3 separate regions of the Homo sapiens genome follow, and all the other regions are linked to region 3. The links are chromatin loops, found by intact Hi-C in ENCODE. Cell type or tissue: MCF 10A. All regions are shown on one strand. Each heading gives the region's core, and the rest is flanking DNA. Links, peaks and the distances in the headings are about the cores only. Region 1 overlaps LINC01441 (long intergenic non-protein coding RNA 1441). Region 2 has its middle 440 kb from the start of LINC01440. Region 3 holds the start of LOC105372680 (a long non-coding RNA gene).

Evidence for each region. A loop is a pair of places that touch in the nucleus more often than their neighbours do. Peaks named below come from ENCODE experiments on the same cell type or tissue, not always from the same donor. Only the 100,000 strongest peaks of a DNase experiment are listed, where the experiment ranks them.
Region 1: it touches region 3 in a loop (27-fold over the local background); 22 of 110 quality-filtered maps call a loop at or near these places.
Region 2: a loop joins it to region 3, with 17 times the contacts of the local background. A loop is called at or near these places in 2 of 110 quality-filtered maps.

The regions. Positions count from the first base shown.
Region 1 is chr20:55,410,647-55,421,356 of GRCh38, reverse strand. LINC01441 (long intergenic non-protein coding RNA 1441) reads left to right here. Exons shown (of 3, transcript NR_110064.1): 3 at 1-1,021. Among named protein-coding and RNA genes, the nearest start is that of LINC01440, 7.0 kb to the left of the region's middle. In MCF 10A, for the core only: a CTCF peak has its summit at 5,647 (motif pointing left); no DNase peak of the experiment used is centred there.
Region 2 is chr20:54,973,812-54,984,521 of GRCh38, reverse strand. No RefSeq gene overlaps it. Among named protein-coding and RNA genes, the nearest start is that of LINC01440, 440 kb to the left of the region's middle. In MCF 10A, for the core only: a CTCF peak has its summit at 4,005 (motif pointing left); no DNase peak of the experiment used is centred there.
Region 3 is chr20:56,166,568-56,177,277 of GRCh38, reverse strand. It overlaps LOC105372680 (a long non-coding RNA gene), which reads left to right and starts at 7,497. Exons shown (of 4, transcript XR_936893.3): 1 at 7,497-8,133; 2 at 9,981-10,110. In MCF 10A, for the core only: a CTCF peak has its summit at 5,992 (motif pointing right); no DNase peak of the experiment used is centred there.

The DNA of each region.
Region 1 (10,710 bases), core at 2,960-7,959, 760 kb after region 3:
TGAGCCACCGTGCCTGCCCCAATTTGTTTATTTTTAATTGGTCCTCAGCAGCATCACCATAGGAATAGGAAAAACTAAAGTGGACCTGCGTCAGGACACCATCATCCACAAAAACCCAGCCTTGTTCCCTCAGGCTGCAACGGGCAGTAGGTTGGGGGACTACTTTAACAAGGGAAAACGATGGCAACAACGGACAGGCAAAATCTCCCATGCTTTCTGAGGAAATAGACGTAAAAAAAACATGGAAGAAAATATTCATTAAATTTTTGTGTCTTAGCAATTGCAGATATAAATTAAGGTGCATTTAAAATGCCACCTTAAGATGTCTGATGTGTCCTGGGTGGGATGAGTGTATGCATGTATCGCACCTTGTATTATGTAATGACTAGGCTGCTTGGTTCTACTGGAATATTCTGCCACACCCGTATTCAACATCCAACAGATCTGTACTGAACACCTGCTGTATACATGGAATGATTCTAAGTCCTGGGGATAGAACAGTGAATACAGCAGACAAAATTTCTGCCTTCATGGAACTTATATTCTTATTAGCAAGATAGAAAAAAATGTACAATATACATCCTATATAAGCACTATAGAGAAAATAAAGAATATAGCAGGGTAAATTAAACCACTTGTGATAGGAGCAATATTTGAGATAGGTCACTTAGACAAACCCTCTCCGAGAGGAATTGAGCCATGATACATATACCACCGTATATAAATACTATCTAGGACAGAGGGAATAGCCAGGGCAAAAGCCCCTGTGCTTATTATATTCAAGAACCACTGTGAGGCCAAAGAAATGACAGACACTTGGACCAGCATGCTGTCCATGGAGTTGTGAGAAGTGTTTAGTAATAAGTGAAATACATTTTGAAGGTAAAGTTGGCATAGCATGACTTCTTTCTTTCTAACCCAGAAACCCCACACACCAGATTTCCTTTCTCATATGGACATTTGTGACAGGCTCTCTAAATTGAATCCCCTTAGGCTATTAACTGAAAGGAGCATGGTGCTTAAAAAAGAGAAAGTAGAGAATTAGCTCATTATGTGATGCCTTTAGTATTTAATTCATTCCTGTGACCATTCTTTCACTCATTCCTCTTGAAAGCACTTGCTTAGCATCTAATACATCTTCAGCACCTGCTGGGCCTTAGAGGAGAAAAATGAGCAAGGCACAATCCCTGCATCCAAGGACACAATCTTGCTGATGAAGAAAGACTGACAAACAGATGATTACAGGACAATATGGTAAATGCAGCCATCATCATTTATGTGAATGCTCTACATGATTTGAAGATAGAGGGTCAGCTAGGGGACTCACAGGAAGTGAGAATCCGGATCAAATAACATCAATTAGGAAGAGAAGATGGCCTGGTAAAGTCAGGGAAGGAACCAGAATGGGAAGAAGGAGAGGAGTGAGGGAATTCTAGCAGAAGGAAACCTGATTAGAGGCATGAATGGGTTGTGGGGAGGGCATAGCACATACAGGGGATATTAGGTTTGGTGCTGCTAATAAAATGGTGTTTCTCATAATTAACAAATGACTATATGCCTTGCTAAATACATAGATTTTCAGATCCCTCTCTGGGAGATGCTGATTCAGCAGGTGCATGGTGGGAAGTGGGCGTGTGCATCTTCACAAGTACCAGAGGAATTGTGATCACTGGGAAGTCTGAGATTTACCGTATTAGAGGTTAAAGAGTTGGGGGTGGGCATGCAACTGGAAGGAGGGACCGGATTAGAAGAGCCATACATAGAATGCGTCATGGACAAGAACCAGGGAGTTTATTCTATGTGTCAACAGTTAAATTTCATAACACAATTTTTAAAAAAGAAGAAAGGGAAGAAAGGAGGAAGAGGTACATGTAAGGCAGAAGGAGTGGAGAATTCAGATTAGGGGATTAACACAGGATAATTATATTTCATTTTGGCAAGGAAGAAATAAACTAGAAATAACACCACCGCCCAAACAAAAAACAATAAAAATATTGTATTAGTTTTCTGTTGCTGCCATAACAAATTACCACAAACTTCATGGTTTAAAGTAGCACAACTTTATTATCGTACAGTATTTGTGATCACAGTTCGGACATGGGTCTCCCTCAGCTAAAACCAAGGTGTCGACAGGGCTGCACTCCATTCTGAAAGCTCTAGGAGGAACTTTGTTTCTTGCCTTTTCCGGCTTGCAGAGGCTGCTCTTATACCATGGTTCATGGTGCCTTCCTCCATGGGAAGCCAGCAAGGATGGGATAGATAAGTCCCTTTCACATCAGATCACTCTGATCCCCTTTCCATAATCACATCCCTTTCTCTGACGAAAACTGAGAGATGTTCTCCACTTTAAAGGATTCATGTAGCCCCATTTGAATAATCCAAGATAAATTCCCTGCCTCCATGGCTTTAACTTAATCCCATCTGCAAAGTCCCTTTGCCATGGAAGATAACACAGTAATCGAGCTCAGGTTCTGGGGATTAAGAAGTGGGTACTTGGTGTGTGTGTTGGCAGGGAGGAGGACAGCATTATTTGGCAAACCATAAATATATTAGATTGGGAAAAAATCTAGCTTCATGGAAACCCCCTTCCATTCTCCTTCGTTTCCTCACCTCACTTTGGACCTGCAATGGCCTCCTTAGGAACCAGGTGCCATCAGCATCCAGTGAAGGGTTTTAAGCTTAGAGTCATAGGATCTCATCTCTTTCAGTGAAGAAGAGGATTCTCCAAGTATCCAGTTAACTCATACCTTATATAATTATTTAGAGGTGATTTGATTTTTTAAAATTCCCAATTAAACTTGGCAAATTTCTCCAGTATTATTTTATACTCAGCGTAAGTTGATGTCCTTAAGAATGAAGCTTTCAGTAGCTTTGCCTTAGACAGTCTATGTATTTCACATTTGTAACAAGCAGTAATTTTCCAGGTGAAATTTATGCATAGGTGATTTTACCTTTTCAAGAGGACGATTTTGCAAGTTTGTTGGTGCAGACAAATAAACAAAAGCTGGCCTGTGCAAGTATATTAGTCCCTTCTTCCAAAGAAAAAAAAAATGTCTCACTGCATAATAAATGAATCTAAAGGGAGTGAAGGAAGCTTCATTTAGAGTCAAGAAGGAGCACAGATACTTGACAATATTTAATAGCTGAGAGAAATGACTGAACTCAGCACAAAGCCTGCTGCCTCTTCATCATTCCAGAGTTTGCAAGCTTTGTTACATTCCTTTATGACAGATGCGGTTTTTACTTTTGTGGCTTCCTTTGATTTTGTTTCTAAGTAATTTTCCCCCAACTCCATACTTCTCTTAAGACTCCACAAAGTTACCACTTAGCCCAGAAGTCAAAGAGAGAGTACAAGTGAAAGAGAACATCTGGTTGTCCAAGCCAATATTACTGGGCTTAGCTGTTTGGGATTCAGCCAAAGAAAAGAGAAGCAGAAATGAAGGTCTGTGTTCTGTGTTTCCTCAATTTTTTTTCTGTTCTAGCAGTTGTCTTCTGAAGGAATGATAGAAGTCCTTTCTACATAGATTCTGCAGAATGAACTACTAAATGTTTTCTCCTCATGGAAAATGTAACTTTTTAAAATAAAAAGTATGACAGAATACAAGAAAAGATATTATTTACACTGCTACTACTCATAATTAAGCACTTGTAATAGTTGATTTTATGTCAGTTTGACTAAGCTAAGGAATGCCAAGATGGCTTATCAAATATTATTTCTGGGTGTGCCCATGAGGGTATTTTCAGAAGAGATCAACATTTGAATCAGTAGACTGAGTAAATTAAAAAAAAAGTTTAAAACAAAGATGTGTAGTACATTGTTTTCTCTAAATCAATAATGCTCATTATAAATAAATAGTCTGTGAAAAAACGAAAATATAAAATTTAAAAATAGCTCCAAATTCAACCACGCAAAAATAGCATAAGTAACATGGCACAAACAGCATTCCAAGTATCTTCCTATAAACCTACATGGATAGGTGGTTGAATGGGTTAGTGGGTGATGATTGGAAGAAAAAAAAAGAAAAGCTCCAGGGAAATGTTATGTTTTGGATGATTTTAAAATACAAAATATTGAATATTTTGTCAAATTTAACAGAATAATACTCAATATAAATATAGTTATTTAAATGAAAATAAATGATTCTACCCTCCAAAATATAGTTTCTCTCATCTCCCCAAAATTTAGAAAAAAAATTGTAAATGACACTAAGAATTTGTAGTTATTTTAACCTACAATTTTACAGCTGTGATATATTCAACTGCATAGTTAAGAAATCTACCTGTAATCCCAGCACTTTGGGAGGCCGAGGCGGGTGGATCATGAGGTCAGGAGATTGAGACCATCCTGGCTAACAAGGTGAAACCCCGTCTCTACTAAAAATACAAAAAATTAGCCGGGCGCGGTGGCGGGCGCCTGTAGTCCCAGCTACTGGGGAGGCTGAGGCAGGAGAATGGCGTGAACCCGGGAAGCGGAGCTTGCAGTGAGCCGAGATGGCGCCACTGCAGTCCGCAGTCCGGCCTGGGCGACAGAGCGAGACTCCGTCTCAAAAAAAAAAAAAAAAAAAAAAAAGAAATCTAACACTTCTTTTAATTTCCTCTGAAACCTTCTAACTTATTATTCATTACAGTATTTTTACTTTTTCAGTTTTATTATTTTACCTACTCCAAATTTTATAGTTATTATTAATTTGGTATTTACATTTGAATCAATACACACAGATATACATTTAGTGTTGACCATCAATCAGTTCTTTTGACAATCCTGTTTGAAGTTTTTTATTTAGATTAAAATATGAAATGGCTGGATGGTATTGCCAAGTACCATCCAGCAATTTTATATTTTAATCTAAATAAAAGTTTTAGTTTTTTCAAGAAGGAATTCCGAACAACTCAATTGTGTATAATGTTCTTGCCTGGCATCCTCCTTCAAAATTTTGCTAACGTCTCCGTTTTCCTTCTAACAACCTACACCACCTGTTACCACTAGGCCCTGGCTGCTTGCTAATGCCACCAGCTTCCATTACACTTGGGATTGACAGATTCTGAAACACATCTTTCTTCAATGTAGAGTTTATTCTTGCTCCACTTATAGTCTATACCTTATTATGATTAATTCATGAAATCATTCATTTGACAAGCTATGGAGTGTGTACCACATGCCACACACTCTAGGAAGCAGTAGGCATACAGAGATAGAAATGACCTTGGTCAGGTTCTCAATAAGACATCATCACCTGGTGAGGATGACACTCAAGTAAAACGGAAATGATATTACATTAATAAAGAATGTTATGTTATTGGGCATATAATAGAGATATCTAGAGGGTGCTGGGAGAAAACAGGGTTTAGTTTCATACCTGTTTTTTCTTATAATCTTTTATAATCTCACATAAAAAATGTTTTGATGTTCTGGGTTAGATGGTTCTTTGTTACGGAGGGCTGTTCTGTTCATTGTAGAATATTTACAGGCAACACTGGCTTCTACCCACTGAAAGACGGTAGTACCCGATATGCCAGGGGGAACAAATCACTGCACACAAGAACACTGCCTTAAATCAACCCTCCCTTTGAATCACCTCTTTTTTGTTTGGTTAATTGCCTTACAAAGTGGAGACATCTGGTGGTGAGTTTAAGTTTATCTTTTTGAGTCACTTACTCACATTTCATTATTCACTTGAAATGTGAGGAAGGTAAGATGAATGAATTTATTATCTTTAAGCATCCATTCTGCTGTCACCCTAAGAAACGACATTGTTCTAAGTCGACAGCGAGGGGGTCCAAATTTTCTGATTATCAACTGTGCTGTTCAGCAAATCAACAGCACAAATGTCATGTCTAGAATTTTGAGTAATTGTATGCATTATTTTTGAAAAATATCTTTATTCTGTTTCTCTAATTAAATACATCAGTTAATTTTTAAAAAAATATCCCCCAGAGAGTTCACTGATTCTAAAAGTGGTGCAAGGTGGGGCTGCTGGCAAACAGATAATCTTCAGTAGATAGATTGAATTCAAGCGTCCACATTCTTGACACCTACAAAATAATTTTAGTAAAATATAGCCTGTGAGGTTTCATTCTGACACATGTGGATGGAAATTAGAAAAAAATTATCTAAATGTTTAAATGAAAAACAGCATTTTGACACATTGAAGCATTCACATCATGTGTTTTACAGGAGTTATTATTTTAACCTCATTTTTCCCTTATAAAAGTACTCAAATTGTTTATGATCATTTTGCAGCTAAGCATATAAATCTGTAAGTATATTTGTTGGACTAGAAGTTATGAAAAAGTGAGAGTGTATTTATTTCACTGACTTTCATTTCACAGAGTCAGAAGAAATTATCCAAGGCCAAATTGTGAATTTATTTAACACCTGTTTAGAACAGTGTTCTGTGTGCTTTATAATACTACTTCATTTGATTCTTCTATCAATCCTCAGAGATAGTGCTTATTTTTATTCTCATTTATCAGATGTGGAAAGAAAAAGGGAGGTTAAGTGACCTGTCCAATGTCACATGACTAGTGAGTAGCTTAATCAGGATCTCAACCAGTCACTCTGACCCCAGATGGGTCTCTGCTATTTATCACTTAAGACTATTTCTTAACAAAAAGAAGCTAAAGTTTACATATAAGGAATAAATCAACTAGAAAATACATACACACATGCATATATATGTACATATATATGATTATAATATTGCTTTTACTATACCTTTTTAATGTCTAGACACACAAATACCATTGTGTAACAATTGCCTACAGTATTCAATACAGTAACATGCTGTACAGGTTTGTATCCTAGGAGCAATAGGCCATATACCATATAGCCTAGGTGTGCAGTAGGCCATTAATCTAGGTTTCTTTCTGTAAATACACACTATGAGATTCAAACAAGGATAAAATTGCCTAACAACATGACACATTTCTTAGAATGTATCCCCATCATTAAGCGACAAATGGCTGTAATTAGTCCAGCTTGGGGAAAGTTGGAAAAGGTCACTTCCATGTGATCAAGAGTAATCTGGAAGCACCCAAAAATCTTAAAAGTACATGCCCATGTTAATTCTTCTGCTAGTGAGGTAAATGCTACAATTGGGACTAAGGACAAGTTTTTCAGCTTGTTATTGACTCAAGGCAATGGGTCTTCCATGCTTTGTATGGTAGACAAATAATTTTGTAGCAGTCAGATCCTCACATATATCATTAGGCCCCTGGCAGCAACTAACAATATAGCTAATAAAGTCAATAAATATCAGTTGGTTTGAATTAATTTATTTGCACAATGTGTTAAGATTCAAGATAGTATAGTGGTCTAATCAAACTTTTTTATTTCTCGTAAGTATAGATTTGCAGAGTTGTGAAGAATAATAGGGATATTTCCCCTGTAACATTTACCCAGTTTCCCCTTTGGTAACATATTGCAGATCTGTAGGTCATCATTATCATAACCAGAATATTGACATTGATACAGTCAAGATACGGAACAATTCTATCACCACAATACGGCTGTTTTATAACCACATCCACTTTCCTCCCACAAATATAACCCTTCATAACTCGTGGCAACCACTAATCTGCTATCTATTTATATAATTATGTACTTTCTAGAATGCCATGCAAATGGAATCATACAGTATATAGGCTTTTAGAACTGTCATTTTTCACTCCACATATTTCTCTAGAGATTCATGCAGGTGGTTGCGTGTATCAGAAGCCCATTTCTATTTATTGATGAGTAATATATAAGGGATCCACCAGTTTGTTCAACCATTCACCTGTTGAAGAACATCTGGGTTATCTTTTATTGGGGACTATCATGAATAAAGCTACTATAAGCATTATGTACAGGTTCTGATCTGATCATGTTTTATTTTCTCTGGGATAACTGTTCAGACATGCAATTACTGCTCATATGGTGGTTTCATATTCTGTTATTTAAGAAATTCCACTAGCAATATATGAGTGATCTAGTTTCTCTGCATCTTTGCCAGTATTGGGTTTCATCACTGTAAAATAATAATTAATCACTGTGTATAATTTATCACATTGTGTTTTTAATTTCTATTTTCTTAATAAAAGCAAATTTTATGTGTTTATTTCTCATTTGTATATTCTCTGGTAAAATGCATCACTGTGGTTTTTGGTCCATTTTCTAAGATTTTTTTTAATGCTAAGTTTTGAACATTCAGTTTTGAACATCCCCATCATTTGTCAGATGTGACTTGCAGATATTTTATCGTGGTCTTTAGCTTGTCTTTCCATTCTCTTAGGATAGAATTTTGCAGAACAAGAGTATTTAATTTTGTTGAGGTCCTATTATCAATTTTTTCCTTTCATAAACTGCTTTTAGTATCAAGTCTATATAGCCTTTTTGCCTAACTCTAGATGTTGAAAACTCTAGATGTTGAAAATGTTCTATTTTTCTACAAACTGTATAGTTTCAGGTTGTACATTTAAGCCTGTGATTTTAATTTTTGTAAAGTATGTGACTTAAGTCTGAGCTCATTTTTCACTTGTTGATATCCAATTAGCTCAGCATCATATATTGAAAAGGCTCTCCTTCTTCCATTGAATTGGTTTTGAACTTTTGTTTTGTTTTGTTTTGTTTTGTTTGTTTGTTTTTTTTGTTTGTTTTTTTATTATACTTTAAGTTTTAGGGTACATGTGCACATTGTGCAGGTTACATATGTATACATGTGCCATGCTGGTGCACTGCACCCACTAACTCGTCATCTAGCATTAGGTATATCTCCCAATGCTATCCCTCCCCCCTCCCCCCACCCCACCACAGTCCCCAGAGTGTGATATTCCCCTTCCTGTGTCCATGTGATCTCACTGTTCAATTCCCACCTATGAGTGAGAATATGCGGTGTTTGGTTTTTGTTCTTGCGATAGTTTACTGAGAATGATGATTTCCAATTTCATCCATGTCCCTACAAAGGACATGAACTCATCATTTTTTATGGCTGCATAGTATTCCATGGTGTATATGTGCCACATTTTCTTAATCCAGTCTTTTGTCCAAAATTGTTTCACATATGTATGTGGGTCCATGACTAGACTCTATTCCATTTCATTGATCTGTGTGTCCATTCTCTGCCAATATCATACAGTCTTGATTACTCTATGTAATTCTTAAAATTGAGTAGACTAATTCATCTCACCTTATTTTTTGTTTTCAAGATTATTCAATATTGTCTAAATCTACAAAAAATTCTTGCAGGGATTTTGGTAGAAATTGCATTAAATCTGTATATGAATATGGATGATACTGACATCTTTACTATTGTATTCATCTGTTTTCACATTGCTGATAAAGACATAGCCAAGACTGGGCAATTTACAAAAGAAAGAGGTTTAATGGACTCACAGTTGCACGTGGATAGGGAGGACTCAAAATCACGGTGGAAAGTGAAAAGCACATCTCACATGGCGGCAGACAAGAGAAGAAATGAGAGCCAAACAAAAGGGGTTTCATCTTATAGCACCATCATATCTCATGAGACTTATTCACTACTATGGGAACAGTATGGGGGAAACCACCCCCATGATTCAATTTTCTCCCACCCGGTCCCTCCCACAGCAAGTAGAAATTATGGGAGCTACAATTCAAGATGAGATCTAGGTGGGGACAGAGACAAACCATGTCAACTATGTTGAATCTTCTAATATGGGCATGAAGTTTGTCTCTCCATCTTAATCTTGAATTGCATTTTTCAGCATACAACTCCTACACACGTTTCACTAGATTTCCACCTTAAGTATTTGATTTTTGAGCAATTATAAATGACATTGTATTTCAAATTTCAGTGTACAAGTGCACATTACATATATAAAGAAACACAAGGCCAGGCGCAGTGCCTCACACCTGTAATCCCAGCACTTTGGGAGGTCAAGGTGGGTGGATCCCCCAAGTCAGGAGTTCAAGACCAGCCTGGCCAACATGGTGAAACCCTGTCTCTACTAAAAATACAAAAATTAGCCAGGCATGCTAGAGGGCAACTGTAATCCCAGCTACTTGGGAGGCTGAGGCAGGAGAATCGCTTGAACCTGGGAGGTGGAGGTTGCAGTGAGCCAAGACTGTGCTTCTGCAATCCAGCCTGAGCAACAGAGCTAGACTCTGTCTCAAAAGTAAAAAAAAAGAAAAGAAAAAAAAAGAAACACAACTGATTTTTTCGGTATGTTTATATTGCATCTTGTGACCCTGCTAAACTCACTGACATATTATAGGAAGTTTCCCTTTTTTTCCCCATTTTTGTAGACACCTTGTGATTTTCCACTTAAACAATTATTTTATCTGAAAATACAGAATGCTAATTACTTATTGCTTTCTCATATATCTGCTTTTTATTTCTTATTCTTGCCTTTTTGATTAGCTAGAGCTTACAGCACTGTGTTGAATTAGCAGGGTTAAAGCTAATATCATTGTCTTCTTCCTAGTCTTAGAGAAAACATTAAGTTTTTCATCATTAATGTAATCATTAAGTTTTTCTTTATTATAGCTGTAATTTGTTTTTTTTTTTTTTTTTTTGAGAAAGAGTGTCACTCTGTTGCCAGGCTGGAGTATAGTGGCGTGACCTCTGCTCACTGCAACCTCCGAGTTCCTAGTTCAAGCAATTCTCCTGCCTCAGCCTCCTGAGTAGCTGGGATTACAGGCACGCACGACCACATCAGCTAATTTTTGTATTTTTAGTAGAAATGGGGTTT
Region 2 (10,710 bases), core at 1,894-6,893, 1.2 Mb after region 3:
TTGAGGTGCTCAGCAAGACAGGCAAGGTTACCGCCATTAGAGAACTTACATTGTATTGATAAAATAGTTTTAGATAGATGCTCCATAAAGAAAAATAAACAAGTGAACCACATTAAGTAGAGTGGTCAGGGATGGACTTCTTGGGGAATAACAACTGAGCTTTGACCACAATGTTGAGAGGCATCCAGCCATGTGAAGACCTAGGGGAAGAGTGCTTCAGGCAGAGACAGCAGCAGAAGCAAAGGTCCTGGGGCCGAATGTGCCTTGTTTGCATTAGTGGGGAATCCTCCTTTTCCATTTCTGATGTTCCTTCATTGGTATAACTTCTGGCATCCCTCTATCCCCAAGTCTCTTTGCTTGAGAATAAGTGCAGAGACATCTGAGTGGTAAATTTAGGCAGAATAATTGTGAGAGAAGAGAGACCCCCTCTCATATTGTTTTATATTCAGTAAAAACAACAAGGAAGTAAAACCAAAGACAGGCAGCCCGGCGCCAGGCCTGAAACCAGGCCCGGGCCTGCCTGGCCTAAACCCAGTAGTTAAAAATCAACTTATGATTTAGAAGCTGATGTTATTCATAGATTCCAGACATTGTATAGAAGAACATTATGAAACTCCCTGCCGTGTTCTGTTTCTCTCTGACCACCGGTGCATGCAGCCCCTGTCACGTATCCCTTGCTTGCTCAAATCAATCACGACCTTTTCATGTGAAATCTTTAGTGTTGTGAGCCCTTAAAAGGGACAGAAATTGTGCACTCGGGGAGCTCGGATTTTAAGGCAGCAGCTTGCCGATGCTCCCAGTTGAATAAAGCCCTTCCTTCTACAACTCAGTGTCTGAGAGGTTTTATCTGCGGCTCATCCTGCTACAACTGTTCATGTTTAACTGATTTGCATCCTTTGTCTCAGGACCCAGCTCCATGCCCTAAGGGAGTAGCCTCTAGTTCTGCTTCTTCAGAGACAGCTCTGCCCTCTTAGGGAAGGAGAAGAAGGAGCCCTGCCCTGATATGCTGGTTTTGTCTACCCAACCATGAGATTTAGAACTAATAAGCTTTCTTGTCTGAATAAGCCTCAAGCAAGTCTTCCAAATCAGCCTCTGTAGGAATCAAGGTGATATTTTGACCTTTAGCTATCACTCCGTCATTTCATTTTGTCCTCAATTTGTTTATAACCTAGGTGGGCAAGGGTGTGCTGTTTCTCAGAGGCCATATTAACACTTAATTTACTTTATTGAAGATTATTCAAGGTGGTCGCTTAGACAAGAGAAATGGTCATAGTGAATCTCTCAGTTGAAAATGAGATAAATAAGGGAGCTATTTTTTAGAATAGTATCAACAAGTTTGCTTCCATTAAATCCAGGAAATTAAAATTGTAATAAATTCTGTTGTTAGTATAAGATATCTGAGCCTATATTAATGTTATCCGTTTTAATACACCCACTTTTCAATTATTCAATATATTTTCCACAACTTCAATGTTTCAGAAAAAAAAAATAACGATTAAAAACTACATTGGCAGGGCACAGTGGCTCACGTCTGTAATCCCAGAGAGACCGAGGCGGGCGGATCACCTGAGGTCAGGAGTTCGAGACCAGCCTGGCTAACATGGTGAACCCTGTCTCTAGTAAAACTACAAAAAATTAGCCGGGCGTGGTGGCAGGCATTTGTAATCCCAGCTACTCAGGAAACTGAGGCAGGAGAATCCCTTGAACTGGGGAGGTGGAGGTTGCAGTGAGCCAAGATTACATCATTGCACTCCACCCTGGACGACAAGAGCGAAACTCCATCTCAAAAAAATAAATAAATAAATAAAAAATTAAAACCTGAATATGGGTACATGTAATTCCCTTCACCTCAAGATCCACTGTGGCTACACAGAACACTGATCTGTATTTAAAATGTTGGTAGGTTGTCCATCATAGATATTTTTGCATTGATACTTATTTTTTTAATACTATATTAAATGTGATTTCTCTTGATTACTATGTTTTTGTGTCCCCTTAAATTTTGTGCCTGTGGTGAGTGCCTTACCAGGGCACGAAACTTAAGGTGGGAGGTGGGGTGAGGGAGAAAATGTAAAGTGATGTTTCCCTTGCCTCACTCTAAGCCTAGCCTCCCACATCAGTGTGTTCTAAAAGTGTGAGCTGAATTTAGTGAGCCATGTCAGAAAAAGGTGAGAGTCAGGGAGGCAGGCAAGAAACAGATTACAAAGGAACTGTATGCACGAGTTGGAACTGAGATTTTATCCTAATTGAACTTGAAATCCAGTAGCATGTTCTCTGAATCTCACTATAAAGTCATCTCTGGTTGTAGTAAAGTCTTTTAAAAATTAATGTCTCAGATTCCCCAATGCCCAGTGAAAAAGTTGATCAAAAAGTTCTCCAATTTATTTTCAACTTAAAACCCTATGGTTAGTCAAATATCTACTAGTAATGTCTTTTCAATAATGCTTTCCTGTGATACTCTCTATGATTTTTTAAGACTTGTCTTACATCTGTACAATTCATATGACTTTGAACATGTCTAGAAGTACAGAAAAGTAGGAAAAGAGATTAAAATTCAAAAGAAGATCCCAAGTACCTCGGAAGTTAACTATTCATGAGAGAAGAAAAGGCAAAGCAACTCTTGGATTATTTTCACAAAAGAATTTTCCTCCCAAATTAGAAAAACAATCATGTTTACCTGAGCCAAAATTTGCCCTATATAATACCATCCTCATCTCTTTGTTTCATAAGACTATCAAAAAATATCTTATAGTAAACAATTATCAGGAAATATGGCTATAGAACAATGCTTGATTCCATCTTCATTATTAAAGAGTCAGATAATGAGATTTAATTCCTACCATGTAAGTATTTTAATGACATTAATAGGAATATTCCTCATATTGTCATTCATGTTCATATTTTTAAACATACATGAAACAGAATTCAAACTTTTGTTGGTATCTTTAGGAAATTTCAAAATCAAATGCCCGTGAGAGTTAACAAGTAACACAAATATTTGCCAAGAGAGCCAAGAGGGAGTGTGGTGACTGTGGCAAAATGGAGGTGTACATTTCCTTTTTAGAAGGAGCTGCTCAAAATTCTTCTACAGAAAAGCTAAACTTTTTTTGAAACAGGATCTCCCTCTGTCACCCAAGATAGATTGCACTGTTGTGATCTCGGCTCACTGCAGCCTCGACCTCGGGGGCTCAAGCAATCCTCCCACCTCAGCTTCTTGAGTAGCTAGGACTACAGGCCCAGGCCGCTATGCCCAGCTAAGTTTTTTTTTTTTTTTTTTTTTTTGAGACTAGGTTTTGCCATGCTGTCCAGGCTGGTCTCAAACTCCTGGACTAAAGTGATCCTCCTGCCTCAAACTCCCGAAGTGCTGAGATTATAGGCATAAGCCACTGCACCCAGCCCAAGCTAAACATTTTTGCAATAAAATCCAGTCTTCCTATTTGTTAATGTTGACAACTAATTCATTTTTCAATGCGGCACAAGCCAAACAAACAAAACAAAAAACAAACCACATCTTCCAGAGTATTTACAACTGCTCGCCTAGGGTTATGATTCTGAACATGCATCTTTGTGCTGAGCTGAATGAAAATGTTGCTTTCAAAAAGGATGCAAAGGTAAAAAGAACCAATGGACTCTAACAGTGCTACTTTTCCCACCTCACTTCTACTTCGTATATGCTTCTCACTATCTGCTATAACTGAAAATGCAAGTAAGGGAGCTTGTTAAACAGTGGCTTTATTTTTACCAAAACCTTAATTCAGTATACTTTGGGTTGTAGCCAAAGGCTAGCTTCAGAATTCTCATGTGAAGGAAAGTTCACGGCCTTACTAACAGCTGTTTTCTTCCCCAACCTGAGAGGCTTTTTTTTTTTACCTACTCTTGGGTATTCATCTCTACTCTGAATTTTCTCCATTATCATCACCTTGTTACCCAAATCAAGGCCACCTTTTCCTCTGTTCTAGCCTTCTCTATCTCCATCTAGTGGCCAGAGATATCTTTTTCAACAGCCATAGTTCTTGATTGTATACAAGATAGTAACTTATGCAGAAAAATTAGTTAGAGGAATGTTGAGCACTTGCCAGATGGACAGAAAGGCTGGGGAGCCAGGGTGGAGAAATAAAGCCTCAAAGGCAGACAAGCCACAGGACCTATTGCCAAGGAAGACAAGGCACAGGACCCATTGCCAAGGAAGACAAGCCACAGGACCCATTGCCATGGCCCAGGAAGAGCCATTTAATTAGGACTGTGCAGTGGGAGGAAATTTTCTCCTCTGCTGTGCTCCCTTACTCTCCTCCAGGTTCAAAGCTCTGGAAAGGGGCATAGGACTGACTAAGCCCTGATCTTGTGCCATGCTTCTCTCACTGTAAGTGCCTGAGAGAGAAGAACTCCACTAGGAGAAGGAGACAGGGGGTGAGCAGTGATTCCCAGGACTCATACAGTGGATAATCCTCCCAAACACAGGAAGAAGGTGAGCTGCTAGGTAGCCAAAATATGACGAACACCTTATTCAATCATTATTCTACAGCGACTTCCCATGTCTAAGAATAAATCTAAACTCCTAAACAAAGCCCTGCAAAAACTGGCCTCTTCCTAACTAACTTATCCTCTTATCCTTGATCTATGGTTCCCAACTATAGTGGCCGCAAGGTTCTTAGGAATATGCCTGCTTCTTCCTGCCTCAGCTCCTTTATGCACACGGTTCCCTCTGTCTAAAATTATCTTATCACTTTTGCCCACCATTCTCATGCCTGGATCTACATTACCGAGGACTCAGCTTCAGTATCACCACTTTATGAAGGTTCTTCCAAGCCACGCTATTATAAAGTGCTTAGGATTGCCACAATGCTCCCTTGCAGCTTCATGGGTTTTCTTCACATGTTTTACATCAGTCTGGAAATATCTTTGTGTTTGCTTACTTGTATGCTGCCTCTATTCCTAGAAGTCTGCAAACTCAGTGAGATAAAAGTGGACCTTTCCAGGCTTCTGTTCTTTTTTCTATGGCACCTAGTATATTACTAGGTACAGAAAAGATGCATAGTAATTATTTCTTGACCACATAAAGGAATGAAGTTTTTCAGGTTTGCTAAAAAAAAAAAAAAGTAGGGCATTTAAGTAGCCCAGGATTTCAAACTGTGTTCTACAGAGTTGCTCCATGGATTGCACAGAAGGGGAAGAAGGTGGGGAAAGCTTCCTAGACCCCACTTCCACTTACATACAGTGTTTCTACTTATATGGCTTTTATAATTTAAGCTTCTCTGGAAGATTTCTCTTAAAGAATTTGCATCTAAGTGAGGTCTGACAATGAAGATTTAACTAGAAAAAAAATTACTCAAAGAAGTTAATACTTTGATGTCTGATATATATTCTAGGTGGTGATGAATAGCATTTATAGATCATAATTCTTACAATTGACTGATATCTTTAATAAACCTTTTCTAGAAAAGCATTATTGCTGGAAAATCTCTATGAATGTTGACCTACATGTGAATCTGTTTAAAATGTTTCTGCATATGTTTGCCTTTAACCTCCTTATGGTTTATGTGACTGCCTGATGAAGTTTTGTGACCACTAAAAAAAAAAAAAAAAAAAAAAAAAAACAATTAAAATTCAAATCTATCTCAGTGCTTTCCAGGTAGAAGACAGGCTTCATGGGAACAGAGACCATGTTTATTTGGTTCACTTCTCTATCTACTATCTTTGGAATGTGAGTGCCACATTGAATGTGGCTCATAAATACTGGATGAAGAAGAGCTTGAAATAGGTGAAGAGGGTGCTTATAGGTAAGAGTGACAGTAGAGGCCTGGCACAAAGTCTCAGAAATCAAGTGATCTCTGAGTAAATATACTAAGTATAACAGTAACCAACTTTTACACTGTTGGAGAAAGGGTGTACACACATGAAAAGGGAGAAAAGTTAATTAAACTTTATAAATATATATACATACCCAAGCTGTGTTCTCTGAGAAAGCCAGTATATTGATAACTCAAAACCAATCAGCACAATTAGAGTCCAGTTCTTGGTTTCTAAATACCATTCTCTACCAAAAGAAATCAAAGCTTCTTAGAATAAAGCCTGATACCAGGGCTGGGGCAGAACTAGGTAAGTACAGAGTGTTTTCAGCCAGAAAATAAGAACGTTCTCAGAGAATCATAGCTGTGACAAATGAAACTGATGTCAACTTGAAAGGGCTTCCAGGATGTCAAATAAATTTAAACATCAAAATGGATAATGATAATGAATTTTATCAATTGAACAAAATACGAACTCATGAGATTTTGCCAATAAAAATTAATGAGAAAGAACAAATCTTCCTATAGTAGAATGTCAATAGATATAGACAGAATGATGGAATTAGACAATCATCATTTAGCAATCATCATAGTAATAGTTTATCCAAGGGATATCAATGGATATAGAACTAATGAGTAAGAATTTCATGAAGAATTGGATTTTTTTTTTTTTTAAATTGGAGACAGGTTCTCACGGTGTCATCCAGGCTGGAGTGCTATGGTGTGAACATAGCTCACTGCAACCTCAAACTCCTGAGCTCAAATGATCCACCTGCCTCAGCTTCCTGAGTAGCTTAGACTACAGGCATACACTACCACACCCAGCTATTTCTTTTACGTTTTGTAGAGACAGGGTCTTGCTATAATACCCAGGCTGGTCTTGAACTCCTTACCTCAAGTAATTATCCCACCATAGCCTCCCAAAGTGCTGGGAGTACAGGTGTAAGCCACTGTACCTGGCCGAGGAATTAGATATTTACGTATTCTCAAGTTACCTTCCCATGACATTCATACTAATTTCAAAAGGAAAAGAGCAACTTCCATTGGAGAAACTGGGAGGTGATCAAAGTGAATTTCAACACGAATGGGAAAAGTCAGGATCGAATGCCACCTGATGGAGTGTGTGACACACATGCGGCCATCACAACTGGGACCTTCTTGCCCCAAATGAATAACCTGGTCCAATTATGAGGAAATATCAGACAAACTTAAATTGGGAGACATCCTAAAACATAGATCATCTGTAGATTTCCAAACTGTTCCATCAGTGTCATGAAAGTCAAGGAAAGACTGAGGAACTGTCCCAGTTGGAAGGAGACTAAAGACACATGACAGTTCAATGCAATGTGTGATCCTGGATTGGATTTTTTGTCATAAATAACATTATTGGAACAACTGAAGAAATTTGAATGGGGTGTATGAATTAGATGGTAGTAATATGTCAATGTTAATGACCTGAGTTTGATGGCTGTATTGCAGTTATGTAGAATAATGTCCTCGCTTGTGGAAACACACACTAAAATATTGGTTGGTGATAGGATAGCATGTGAGCAACTTGCTCTCAAATGATTTAGGGGAAAAAGTTTCTTGTATTAAGTTTTTTTCTAAGTTTAAAACTATTTCTAAATAAAAAGAAGATATACCAGGGCTGCTCTACATTCTCTGAACATAGTAGCCAGTATATTGGTTCACAAAATTCAAGACAAAGTAAAACAATATAGGATTGTTTTCATACAAGGACGTAAGAGGCTCCTTAATTGACCAACTATTGTTCCTTATACCTTAAAAATCTACCTCTCATATAGAAAATATGTACAGACCATCTCCTCTGCGGTACTCACTGTTCCAAAGATGGGAGATAACAGAGTGAACAAAATGAGCCCAGTTCCTGCTTGCATGAAGTTTGTCTTTTTGCTAGAAAGTTAAACATTGGGCAGGGCGCGGTGGCTCACGCCTGTAATCCCAGCACTTTGGGAGGCCGAGGTGGGTGGATCACGAGGTCAGGAGATCAAGACCACGGTGAAACTCCGTCTCTACTAAAAATACAAAAAATTAGCTGGGCGCAGTGCCAGGCGCCTGTAGTCCCAGCTACAGCTACTCGGGAGGCTGAGGCAGGAGAATGGCGTGAACCCGGAAGGCGGAGCTTGCAGTGAGCGGAGATCGCGCCACTGCACTCCAGCCTGGGTTACAAGGCGAGACTCCGTCTCAAAATAAATAATAAATAAATAAATAAAAATAAAGTTAAACATTGAACACATTTTTATCAGGGAGTGGGTAGAGTCACACGTGCGTGTGTCTGTGCGCACGCACGCACCTGTTCCTGAGTACTATGACAGTCTATTGAAGAACTCACACATAATTTTAAATGAAAAATGAATAAGAAAAAAGAGGTATGCTTTCCCTTTTTCTCTCTCTAACCACCCCCACTTTCTTACTTCACCAACCTTTATGTGCTGTTAATATGATTTAAATAATTCAACAACAGAATTTTTAAAAAGGAAAAAAATGAGCCAAGTACAGTGGCTCACACCTGTAATCCCAACACTTTGAGAGGCTGAGGCTGGAGAATTGCTTGAGCCAAGACGTTCAAGGTTTCAAGGAGCTACGATTGCACCACTGCACTACAGACTGAGAAATAGAATGAGACCTTATCCTCAAAAGTAAATAAATAGAAAGAAAAGTGTCTGGTAAATTCTTAATTTTTTAAAATGTGGATAGACCTTTGACCATTTTAGTTGAGCTTGGAGAAATTCATTCTGTAGAGAAGGCATCATCCCCAAAATATTGACTCTGAGACCACTTTCCAGGATGCTTAGGGGTAAAAAAGCATTTGATCAAGGAAAACATATTTAATTAGTTTTCTTTTCGGTTAAGGAGAGAATATAAAGCAAAGGGAATTGAGACCTAATGCCCTCTTACTATTTTTGTTGGAAATAAGGCACTGTGGGAAAGGTAACATTACAGACTGGAAATTCCTTTGAGAAATGAGATGACAGCTTCATAAGAATGACAAGTAACAAAGGGAGCTGCATAATCTTGTGGTCTGTTCTGAGCTCCATGCACAGGATAATGCAGCTCCTGATACTGATTGCACATCTTATGATATATATCTATTCAAGGTTGTTCCAGCATTTTTGTTTCATTTTGTTTTAAAGCTAGAATAAGATGATATAATGTCTTTATTCTTTGCATATAAGAAGGAAATATCAAGACTATTGGCACTAGGCTTCTTTTTGTTAGGTTTTAATTGATCTGGTCTTCATTGTTTTTCTGATTATACAAATAATGCATGTTCACTGCAGAAAATTTGGAAAATACAGAAAACCATTTTAGAGAAAGAAAATATTCATCCACGAGACAGAATGAGGACCTCCTTTTTAGGAGCCTGCAGACCCCCAAGCATGGAAATAAAGGAAAAGCCTAAGTTCCTTCAAGGAAAATTCCAGGAACCTAGCTAGACCCAGATGTGAATAAGCAACTTGTTAAAGCATAGAGGTCTAAAACAATAGTTAACGAAGACAGAGTTCCAAAAATGTTTGCTTTCCCCATAGAAACCAGTGATAACATGTTAACATTTGTCCCAGAGTTGTTTTTCAGAAGCTTAAGGCCCCACTGAGGACCCCCATGAAATGGACCCACTAGCACATAGACCTCAGCTATAAAGACACAAGCACAGGTATGTTTATTTCAGCACTATTCACAATAGCAAAGACTTGGAACCAACCCAAATGTCCAACAATGATAGACTGGATTAAGAAAATGTGGCACATATATACCATGGAATACTATGCAGCCATAAAAAAGGATGAATTCACGTCCTTTGTAGGGACATGGATGAAGCTGGAAACTATCATTCTGAGAAAACTATCACAGGGACAAAAAACCAAACACTGCATGTTCTCACTTATATGTGGGAATTGAACAATGAGAACACTTGGACACAGGAAGGGGAACATCACACACCAGGGCCTGTCATGGGGTTGGGAGAGGGGGGAGGGATAGCATTAGGAGATATACCTAATGTAAATGATGAGTTAATGGGTGCAACACACCAACATGGCACATGTATACATATGTAACAAACCTGCACGTTGTGCACATGTACCCTAGAACTTAAAGTATAATTAAATATATATATATATATGCACAAAAAAACAAAGAGGGAGGTGAAGACTGAACCTTAACCATCGTCTTTTGTTCTAAGTTTCTTCCTTGGAGAAAGTCACAGCCGCTAGACAGTTAACAGTTTTCTACTGACCCCAGATTTTTAAACAAAGCTTCTCTTCCGTAACCAATTGCAAATCAGACAGTCTCTGAATCTACCTACCACCTGTAAGCCCTTGCTTCAAGATATCCAGCTGTTTTAGGCCTAAACCAATGTGCAACCTCCGTGTATTGATTTGTAATTTTGCCTGTAGCTTCTCCTTTCCTGAAATTTACCCCTGCACTACACTTTCCTGCAAGCCATCGGGAAGGTCAGGATTTGAGCACTTTGTGGCCCAGTCCTCTTTGTTTGGCACCTACAATAAAGGCCTTCCTTTCTGTCACTGCAAACCTCAGTGTGATGGGTAAGTGTCAAGTTGAAGGATGCAAAGTATTGTTTCCGGGTGTGTCTGTGAGGGTGTTGGCAGAGAAGGTTAACATCTGAGTCTGTGGCCTGGGAGAAGAAGACCCACCCTCAATGTGGATGGGCACCATCCCATTGGCTGCCAGTGCGGCTAGAAAAAGCAGGCAGAAGAAGGTGGGATAACCTGGCTTGCTGAGTCTTCTGGCTTTCATCTTTCTCCCGTGCTGGATGCTTCCTGCCCTTGGACATCAGACTTCAGATTCTTTGGCCTTTGGAGTCCTGGACTTACACCAGTGGTTTGCTGGGGGGTCCTGGGCCTTCAGCCACAGACTGAAGGCTGCACTGTTAGCTTCCCTA
Region 3 (10,710 bases), core at 2,947-7,946:
CTGTGAGGCCCATCTGTGTGCTACTGGGAGAGTGGGCTGGGGGCTTAGAGGTTCCCACAGACCTCATTTTGGTGTTGCTATGAGCATTTGCACAAGTCTCTTAGATCCTTGCTGGATGGTGAAGTCTATGAGAACAGGCACAGGCTTTTCTTGCTATCTTCTTGTTAGCACAGAGCTCTCTCTAAGCCACTCTCAAGTAATTGATGACTAATTGAATAGGATGAGGAGCAAGGAGAGTAGAGGCCCCCAAATGAGTTGGAAGCTGCGTGCTGCAGATAATTTCTTCCACTTGGGCCATCAGGGAAGGATGAACACAGGATGTGGCTATTGAATGGAGCTCACCACTGTGGATGTGTGGGACTGGAGAAAGAGAAAGAGGGGCCAACCCAGTTTAGACATAGAGGGTGAAGTTGGATTATGCTCACCCAAATACAGAGGGCAGACAAGTTTGAGTGAAATGCAAGTCAGAAAGGTCAAACGGAGAGAGATGGAATATGACCTTTAATGCCAAGGTAACGACTGGGGACTTCATCCTAAGGGCAATGGGGACCGCCACTATTTTATAAATAGAGAAGAGGTAGGATCACAGCAATTCTTTAGCAAGAAAAAAAATTTCTTCCTGAAATACATTACGGCAGTATGAGAGGTAGAAGAACACACAGGAGTTGGGAGCATGTACTCTGCATCCAGACTGCTTGTAGTGTCGCTTACCGTGAGTGCGGTGTGGCTGTTTTCTCATCTGCAGGATGGGGACACTTTAATACCTACCTCAGAGTTACTGTGCATGTTAAGCCAATAGATTAGAAATGACAAACATTATATACAGTGTTTTGAACAGTGCTTTACACATGCTACGCTACTGGTAATTATTAGCTGCCATTGTTATTGCATCAAATGGGCAAAGGGAAGATACAGCCTGCCTCTCTCTCCCTTTTTTTTCTTTTCTTCTCCACAATTCTCCCTGCCTTGGAGGAGACATCTTATTTTCTTTTACTATCTGTCTAATATTTCCTAGGAGTACTTTGTTGTGCTTATTCTCAGGCCATGAACTTTGTTTTCTAGATTTCATCAAACAGCAGCTGCTGAGCAGAAGTTGCTGACATATTCCCATTGTGTCGTGTGACATCCTTAGGGGTTAATCTTCATCTCTCAAACCTGTTTCTTTCTCCTTAAAATGTAGGATACTGATGACGTCAACTTTTTAGGGTTGTTTTGACGGTTAAATAAGATCAAGTATGTAAAGAGCCTAATGCAGTGTCTGCAACCAAGTGCAAACAACAAAATGTTAGCTATTGTCTTTCTGTCCCTCTTCAGAACTAATGGTGAAGGCCATCTCTTGCACCTAGGATGTCATCTACCCCTCACTTCCATCTTCACTGTTGAATTACCACATATCCTCTAAGCAGAGAGCATCTTCTGTGTGAAGTTTGTTTTCTTCTCTCTCTAAGCAATTTCTTGCTCTTTTAGCATTGATTTTCTCTACTATTGTATTAGTTTGATTAGACTGCCATAAATACCACAGACTGGGTAGCTTAAACAACAGAAATTTATTTCTCAGAGTCCAAGAACAAGGCAAGACATCCAAGATCAAGGTGCTGGCAGGTCTTGTTTCTGCTGAGGCCTCTCCTTGGCTTGCAGGTGACTGCCTTTCTGCCGTGTCTTCCCACAGTCCTTTCTCTGTGCACCTGCATCCCTGGTGTCTCTTCCTCTTCTTAAAAGAACATAGTCCTATTGAATTAGAGACCCGCATTAGTCCGTTTTTACGCTGTCCATAAAGACATACCCAAGACTGGGTAATTTATAAGGAAAAAGAGGTTTAATGGATTCATAGTTCCACGTGGCTGGGGAGGCATCACAATCATGGTGGAAGGCGAAAGGCACATCTTACATGGTGGCAGGCAAGAGAGAAATGAGAGCCAAGCAAAAGGGGAAACCCCTTATAAAATCATCAGCTCTCATGAGACTTACTCATTACCATGAGAACAGTATGGAGAAAACTGCCCCCATGATTTAATTATCTCCCACCGGGTCCCTCCCACAACAAGTGGGAATTATAGTAAATTCAAGATGAGATTTGGGTGAGGAAATGGCCAAACCATTTAGGATCCCACCATGATCTCATTTAACTTCAGTTACCTTTTAAAGACCCCCATCTCTAAACACAGTCATATTGAGGGCTAGAGCTTGAACATATAAATTCTGGGAGGTACTCAAGTCAGTCTATAACAACCTCTCATTTGATACTCATCATATCCTGGCTTGCTGGGCAATAATTTGTGTGCCCATCAAATAGAACTAAAATGGTTGTGCTAGATTAGTTAATTATTTGGCAAATATAAACCCCTCCCTCCTAGCTCCATGGCTGGAGTATATTTCCCTGTTTCTTGATTTTCGTTTTGGCTATGTGGCTTGCTTTGGCCAATGGCCAGTTAGCAGATGTAAGCAGAGTCTTGAAATTTGCTCCTGTGGTTGGAGTTTCCCTACTCAGCTATTGCTGTTCTCTATGAGTAGAACAAGCCTCAGTAGCCACAAGTCCAAGGAGGATCAGAGACACATGGAGTGGACTTGGACCCAACCTGCATCTTGAAACCAGGCCCAGCTCAATTCCAGCGAACCTGCAGATGTGTGTGTAAGAGACTGGTGCTTGTTGTTGGATGTCCTTGAGCTTTGGAGTGCTTTGTTACACAATATTATTAGGATAACAACCGACGAACACAATCCTGAGTATTTACTGAATCCTTATCATGTTCTAGAACAATGCTCAACAGTTTGTATGCATTATTTAATCATTTAACTATTGCAAGACCCCTGTGATATAGATAAGCTTATTTCTATCATTTACTAGATAAGGAAATTGAGACTCAAAGAGGTGAAATGCCATGCCGAGAGTCACCTGGCTAGGCAGTAGCAGAGCCAGGATCTGAACCCAGGCCAGTTTGATGCTTATGTTAAATATCCCTACAACTGTGAGCTTCAGGTGAATGGAGCAGCGGCTTTTTTTCAAAGCTGGGACTGGAATTTCCTGGCTTCTGACTTCCCCTTTAATGATCTTCTCTACAAAACAGAAAAGTCGCTATTTGTAGCCTCTTCCAAAACTACCTTGGATTCAGTAGCTCCTTTTAATTGTCTAGATCAAGCTCTATAGAATTGCTTTCTTTTTGAGATTCTGCTGCACAGTGCATCCTGCTAGTATTGTGTATGTTGCAAGCAGCTTGCAAAGGTTATTTGATCTATAGGATGAATTTCCCAAATCTCTCACCACCCACAATTTTCAAGAATTCTCCCACGCTTGCCTTTATAACTTGTCTACCCAGCAGATAATACAGCCCTTCTTTATCTTTGACTCTCTCACCCCCCTTTCTTCTTCCCTGGTCTTTTTCTACCTGTTTGCTGGTTCTTAGTTTGGGGGCATATGGTTGAATCAATTAATAGAGGATTTGTAGAATCACAAGTGCAGTTATTAAAGAACGATGTAATTAACTTCTTCAGACTAATTGAAAACTTTCATTTAGAAGGAGCAGCCAAGTGCCTCCTTGCTCAAATGGCTTTCTCACATAAAACAGTCCTCATGAAAAGATTCTTTAATGTGTGTCCATAAACCAGAGACCTCTGAGCTGCCGCAAAACTTTGGGAAAAGAATGAAGTCATTTCTCTCTCTTCCCCTCCTCCCTCTCTTAAAGTATCCCCGGAGTTATACAACGTCCACTACATTGTGCTGCTTCGCAAATCATAGGATAAAGTCAGGAGAAATGAGTCAGGGGAAAGAGGATCTGGCATGATGTGCCTTTGATTGGGAGAGTGAAGAAAAGAGACAGTGTGGCTCTTGTCTGTCTGGCATCTAATGCTGCTGCTTCTGGTGCCAGCAGAAGATTTCCATCTGGGAAGAATTGAGGAAATTTCCCTCAATTTCTATGTGAGGGGCCACACCTCCAGTTGTCTCTGTCTGGGCCCTCTCGGATGGTGCTTTCCCAGCTTCCCATCCTCAGGTCCCAGGGCTGCTCACATGATCCAGCTCTGTGCACTCAGATGACTATACTTCCTGGTTGCAGGAAGTGATTGGTTCAGGGATTAGCATGTGATTCTCCAAGTGGACCAATGGAGTGCAAACTGAGATGGCTGCTGAAATTACAGAGCAGAGAAACTCAGTTTCCACAGGGATTGCTGAGCTGCTAGGGTGTCTGCCTCGGCCTATTGGCAGCCATTTTGCTATTGGGAAGGGAAAGCATACCTGTGAATAAAGCCAACACCTAGCATGGGGTAGACGTCACAGGAGCCCTTTGAGGGCTTGGGTCCTTCTCTGAGTTAGCCTTAATAAAAGAAAAACTTCAGCCAAATTAAATTTAAAGGAGTTTAATTGAGCAATGAATGATTCACGAATTGGGCTGCCCCCAGAATCACAGCAGATTCACAGAGACTCCAGCGCAGCCACATGGTGGAAGAAGATTTATAGAGAAAAAAAGGGAAATGACGTACAGAAATCGGAAATGACGTACAGAAATCGGAAATGAGGTACAGAACGGCTGGATTGGTTACAGCTTGGCGTTTGCTTTATTTGAACACAGTCTGAACACTCAGCAGTGTATGAATAGTTGAAGTATGACCGCTGGGATTGGCCAAGACTCAGCTATTGTTACAGGCGCCTACTCCTAAGTTAGGTTTTCAGTCTTGTCTACTTACTAAGCTAGATTGCAGTTCGTCCACAAGGACTCGAATATAGAAGTACAGAGTCCTTCTCAGGCCATATTTAGTTTGCTTTAACAGTCTCTACTCCTGAACTTTCCAATTGTATGTGCCTATTACTGGCATTTTCCCCCTCTTAATCCACTGGATTGAGGTCTTTTTCTTTTTTCTTTTTTCTTTCTTTTTTTTTTTTTTTTGAGACAGAGTCTTGCTCTGTCGCCCAGGCTGGAGTGCAGTGGCTCGATCTTGGCTCACTGCAAGCTCCTCCTCCCGGGTTCACGCCATTCTCCTGCCTCAGCCTCCCGAGTAGCTGGGACTACAGGGGCCCGCCACCACACCTGGCTAATTTTTTTGTGTTTTTAGTAGAGACGGGGTTTCACCGTGTTCGCCAGGATGGTCTCAATCTCCTGACCTCGTGATCCGCCCGCCTTGGCCTCCCAAAGTGCTGGTATTACAGGCATGAGCCACCGCACCGGCTGGTCTTTTTTGACTCAAAGAGACTAATAGAGCAATTATGTAGTCAAGTGTTGACTTTGGGTCTCGACAGAGGACAGGCTATGCTAATCATCACAGGTGGAGACATGCTTGAGCCACGCCTCTTGGCTGGAGGATAACAGGATTTAGAAACCTAGAGGGCACAGAATATTACTAGGGGGCTTTTGATTCAGCCTCTGAGATTCTTAGAGTGAGTTTCACTTTTTCTGAAGGGCACTTGAAGGCAGCAGCCAGGAACACGCTGCCATGGACCTTCACTGCTGCAGACAGACTCTGACCCCTAGCAGAATGGCTGTGATCTCAGGCTCTGCAGCCAGCAGACTTTGGCTTGAAGTCCAGTTCTGTTACCTCCAGCGAGTGTGATCTGGGGGCAAGAGAAAGGCCCTTTCTGAGCCTCAGTATCTCCACATGTAAAGTGCAAATGATAACCATCTCTACTTTGTGATGATGTGCTGAGGCTTCCCTGGGCTTATGTTTATGGAGTGCTTAGCTCAGTGCTTGGGATTAGTTATGTGCTAAAAATGTTGGCTATTATTGCTGCGGGCAGGGTTTGTACTAACTACTGTATTGAATGGAGACTTAGGACAGTCAGAGGTAACTTGACTATAGGAGATCTCAGCCCACCAGTGTGAGGAGTTTTGAGGAAGGAGAAAGACAGCCCTATCAATATCCTTATTCCAATTCCTAGTAGGGAAATCAGTTTGGATTTCATGATGATGATAGCATCCACTGATGCCACTGTGCAGCTGCACTGTGCGTGGAACTTCACCAGGCTTGAGCTGAGCCATCTCCTTGGAGCAATGGGTGCAGATGGTTTTAGGTTCCACCAGAGGGCACAGGCTGCAACAAAAAGATTTCCATGACTGGCTACAGGGATGCTTAGGCCAGGGACACTTGGGTGATGGCAAAACTATGTTTGACAGTTAAGAACAGCAGGGTAGAAGTCAGTAGCCTAATTCCTGCAGGCAAACTCGAACTTCAGCAGAATGATAAAGATCTTTGTTTAATCCTTACAAGAACCGCAAGTGGTAGATATGATTATTTTCTCTATTTTACGCTAAAAGGAAAAATGCTTAAAGAGGTTGTGTCACTTTGCTGAGATGGCATCCAGCATATGAGAGGAGAACCTGGAGTTTAAACTTGGGTCTCTCAACGGCCTAACCACCGAGCTACATGGTCTCCAGGTTTGAATGGACCTTGGTAACCCAAAAAGAAAATGCTGGACCTCCAACTGATGTGCTGTATTAGTCTTTCTTTCAGAAGAGTCCTGATTTCCCTCTGGAAGGTTATGTGTAAGCTGTTCTTAGAAAAAAGCAAGAGAGTGTTCTAGGTCGTTTTGTGATTCCCATCTCATTGGCTAACAACTGGGACTTGGTAAATATTTTGTTAGGTAAGTGACAGATTAACTCAAAATATACCTTCAAATCTGACAAATGCTACAGCCCTCTGCACAGGCCCAGGAGGTAATTTAGCATAATGCTTAATCTCATGGGATTTGGAGCCAGTCTGGCAGGATTCAAATCCTGGCCTCTCCACTTATTCCACTTATGACTTTGTCCCAATTACTTCATCTCTTTTAGCCCCAGTTTTCTCAACTGTAGAATGGAGAGCTGTATAGTTCCTTCTAATGCTGCTAATAAAGACATATCCAAGACAGAGTAATTTATAAAGGAAAGAGGTTTAATGGACTCACAGTTCCACATGGTTGGGGAGGCCTCACAATCATGGTGGAAGGCAAAGGAGAAGCGAAGGCACGTCTTACGTGGTGGCAGGCAAGAGAGTGTGTGCAGGGGAACTGCCCTTTATAAAACCATCAGATGGCATGAGACTTATTCACTATCACAAGAACAGCATGGAAAAAACCTGCCCTCATGATTCAGTTACCTCCCACCAGGTCCCTCCCATGACATGGGGTTATGGGAGCTACAATTCAAGATGAGATTTGAGTGGAAACACAGCCAAACCATATCACGATCCATCCTAAAGACACCTATATCTGCCCGGTGCAGTGGCTCACGCCTGTAATCCCAACACTTTGGGAGGCCAAGGTGGGTGGATCACAAGGTCAGGAGTTCGAGACCAGCCTGGCCAACATGATGAACCCCGTCTCTACTAAAAATACAAAAATTAGCCAGGTGTGGTGGCATGCACCTGGGATCCCAGCTACTCGGGAGGCTGAGGCAGGAGAATTGCTTGAACCCGGGAGGCAGAGGTTGCAGTGAGCCGAGACCACGCCACTGTACTCCAGCCTGAGCAACAAAGCAAGACTCCGTCTCAGAAAAAAAAAAAGGCACCTATATCTACATAGGGTTGTTGCATTAAATGAAACAATGCAACAGTGCATCACAGTGCATCATATCTGGCATGTGTTAAACGTTCAATAATGTTAATTCTTAAGACAGTCTCAGCCCTTTCTCTTTGACCTCGTTGTGGATGGGTAGAGACGACCCAGTTCCATTTACATCATTACTTCCTATCACTTATTCCCATCATTCTTTTCCCATTCTCTTAGACATGCAGGGAAATAGCAATTTAATTTTAAAATTAGCATTTATCTTTGCCTCTCCACCTAGGTCGTGTGTCATTATAGCAGCTGTTTGGTGTTTATCTGAGAAAGCTCTTTGGTTAATAATATGCTATTGGATTGCTGTTGAGCGTCAATTGGGAGGCAGCCTGGAAAACAGCACTAAGTAAAGTAAACACAGCCATAACCTTTTCTTCTCTCTGCCTCTCATGCTGCCTGAAAGAAGTACACAGCTTCTCTTTTTCCATCACTAACTCATAAATGGAAGGAGCAGGTAATAAATATCATGGGGCTGATGGGTTTCCAGGGAGCCTGAGAAAGAGTGAAGGAGGCTGCCGGAAAGCCAGAGCAGTGTGTGAATGAACCTTAAAACTGTGACCGCCTCCCCCTTGTGCAGCCACGGGAGTAGGATGACCCCCAGTTGACTGAGAAAGGTGAGGCTCTCAACCCCTATCACGGCTGGGGATGCTTTATATTTGGGGAGGCCAGCATGTCATGGTGGATGGAAAGTTTATAAAATCAACATGGGCTGGCTTCCAGGGTGGATGGCCACCTGTTGGGGCTGATGGAATTTAGAGTGCACTGAATCTTCCAAAGGGTCCGTGGGGCAGTGAAAAGAGCCCTGGACAGGGGTCAGGACAAGTGGGCCCTTTTGTCCTGTATTTGCCACAGACCTGCATGATCTGAAAGAAGTCAGATTTTTTTTCTGGATTTCAGTTTCTTCTGTAAACTTGGATGGGATTATAAAATCCGATCCAAGTTAACAGAAAACTTACATAAGTTACGTGAAAAGCACCCCTTGGATTGCTTGGGTTAATTCTCAGAAACAACCACCAGCACTTATCAAGGGCTTTCTGTCTGTCCCAGGCATGATTTAAAACCCTTTATATGTATTAACTCATTTGATTCTCAAAACAAGCCATTTCCCACTATGCAGACAAGGAAACCAAACACCATTGCCTAGCGTCAGTTGTAGAGCTGGGAACTGACCCTGGGCTGCCTGGCTCCTGACACCACATCCCAGTCATGCTGCCATGCTGTCTTCTCAATGGGACTTCCCTGTCCATGGATACAATGTATTATCTTTGTTCCAGGGCTGATGTGAGGATTGAATAAACAATTACACGTAGAGCATCCCTATTTCCCTTGGAGCCCAATCTCAGTCCATGGTTCTGGGTAGGTTTACTCACCCTGACTCTACAGGTGGACGCCTGACTCAGGTGTGACCAATGACAGTGCTACATTCCTGGCTATGGTGATTGGTTCAGGGGTGGTCAAGTCACCTAGGTTGGAAAATCCAGCCAATTGCTAGATCATGACATGAAGTATCAGGAAGGAGTGCTCTTGCCCTGAGGTTATCAATTTAGCAGAACATAAGCTGTTGCTCTTTATAGCCTCCACAAGGAGCGAGGCTACTTCAGAATAAGACAAAAAGGAAGGAGGAAAAAAGAACAGAGAGAGGGAAGGAGGAAGGGAGGGAAGGAAGAAAGAGGGGAGGGAGACAGAAAGAGATACTGAGATTATTTCTGATGGCATCATTAGAACCTCTGGGTTTTGCCCTGCCTAATCAATTATTTGTACAATAAGTCCCATTTTATACTTAAGATGGCTTGCATAGGGTTTTTTTTGCCACTTGAAAAACGGAAAAACATCATGACCTACATATATCATGTTTCTGATCTTGGCAAGAAAAAGAGAGTTTGTAGATTAGAGAGCTGACCTTTGCCACACACTATTGTTCCAGACCTTGGTTTCTGAACCTTGGCATTATTGCCATTTTGGGCCAAATAATTCTTTGTTGTGGGGGCTGTCCTGGGCCTTACAGGATGTCTAGCAGTGTCCCTGGCCACTGCCCACTAGATGCCAGGAGCACCCCTGCCCCCCACAGTCCTGAAAAGCACAAATGTCCCCAGACACTGCCAATGTTTCCTGCAGGCCAAAACCACCTCTAGGTTGAGAAGCACTGATCTAGATAGATCCACGTGGAGTTTCTCTTCAAGCTTGCTTCTTGGATCTCATTTTCTCAGCCGGAGTTAGGAACACGTGTGGAAGTGAAAGTGGAGGTCTTTTAGAACTTTTGTGCTGGCAGACATGATCCATGGTGATGGGCTTGGAGAGTTGGGGAGCTTCCTCATCGATCTGCCGCAGCAGCCCAGAGCGCAAGAGCTCTGTGTTTGGGAGCATTTGTGATAAGCAATGAAATTGGCCACCGAAGGTTGAGTTGTTTAGCGGTGAGGCTGTCAAGTGCTTCCTGATAAGAGCCCTTGATCTCCCATTACAGCGCACGTCACCAGAGGCAGCAATGAGCCCCACCACCTGGCACCACCGCTAATGGCTTTGGCTTCGGCAGAGAGCGGTGTCAGGGCTGCAGACGGAGCACAGATGGGAGTGGCATCCTACAAGATCCCCAGGTTCACTGCCTTTCACAAACATTTTACATCTAAATAACCCTGTAATTAATCTCACAGTCAATTTCCCCTGCTGTTTGCCTAGCTACTCCTATGCAGCTGAAACGTCACCTCCTCAGGGAAGCCGCTCCTGATAACCCATCACTAACAGGAGGCTAAGAGCCCATGTGTCATGGACACTGTTGGAACTCCGCCACATCCCCCAGGGGGACTGGCGGAGTTCCAAGGGACTGGTTTCATGGAAGACAATTTTTCCATGGACTGGAGGAGGTGGGGGGATGGTTTTGGGATGATTCAAGTGCATTACATTTATTGTGTACTTTCTAATATTATTACATTGTAATACACAATGAAATAATTTATACAACTCATCATAATATAGAATCAGTGGGAGCCCTGATCTCGTTTTCCTGCAACCCACATCTGGAAGTGATGGGAGACTGTGACAGATCATCAGGCATTAGATTCTCATAAGGAGCACACGACCTACATCCCGTGCATATACAGTTCACAATAGGGTTTGTGCTCCTATGAGAATCTAATGTGGCCGCTGATCTGACAGGAGTCGGAGCTTAGGCAGTAATGCGAGCTATGGGGAGCTTC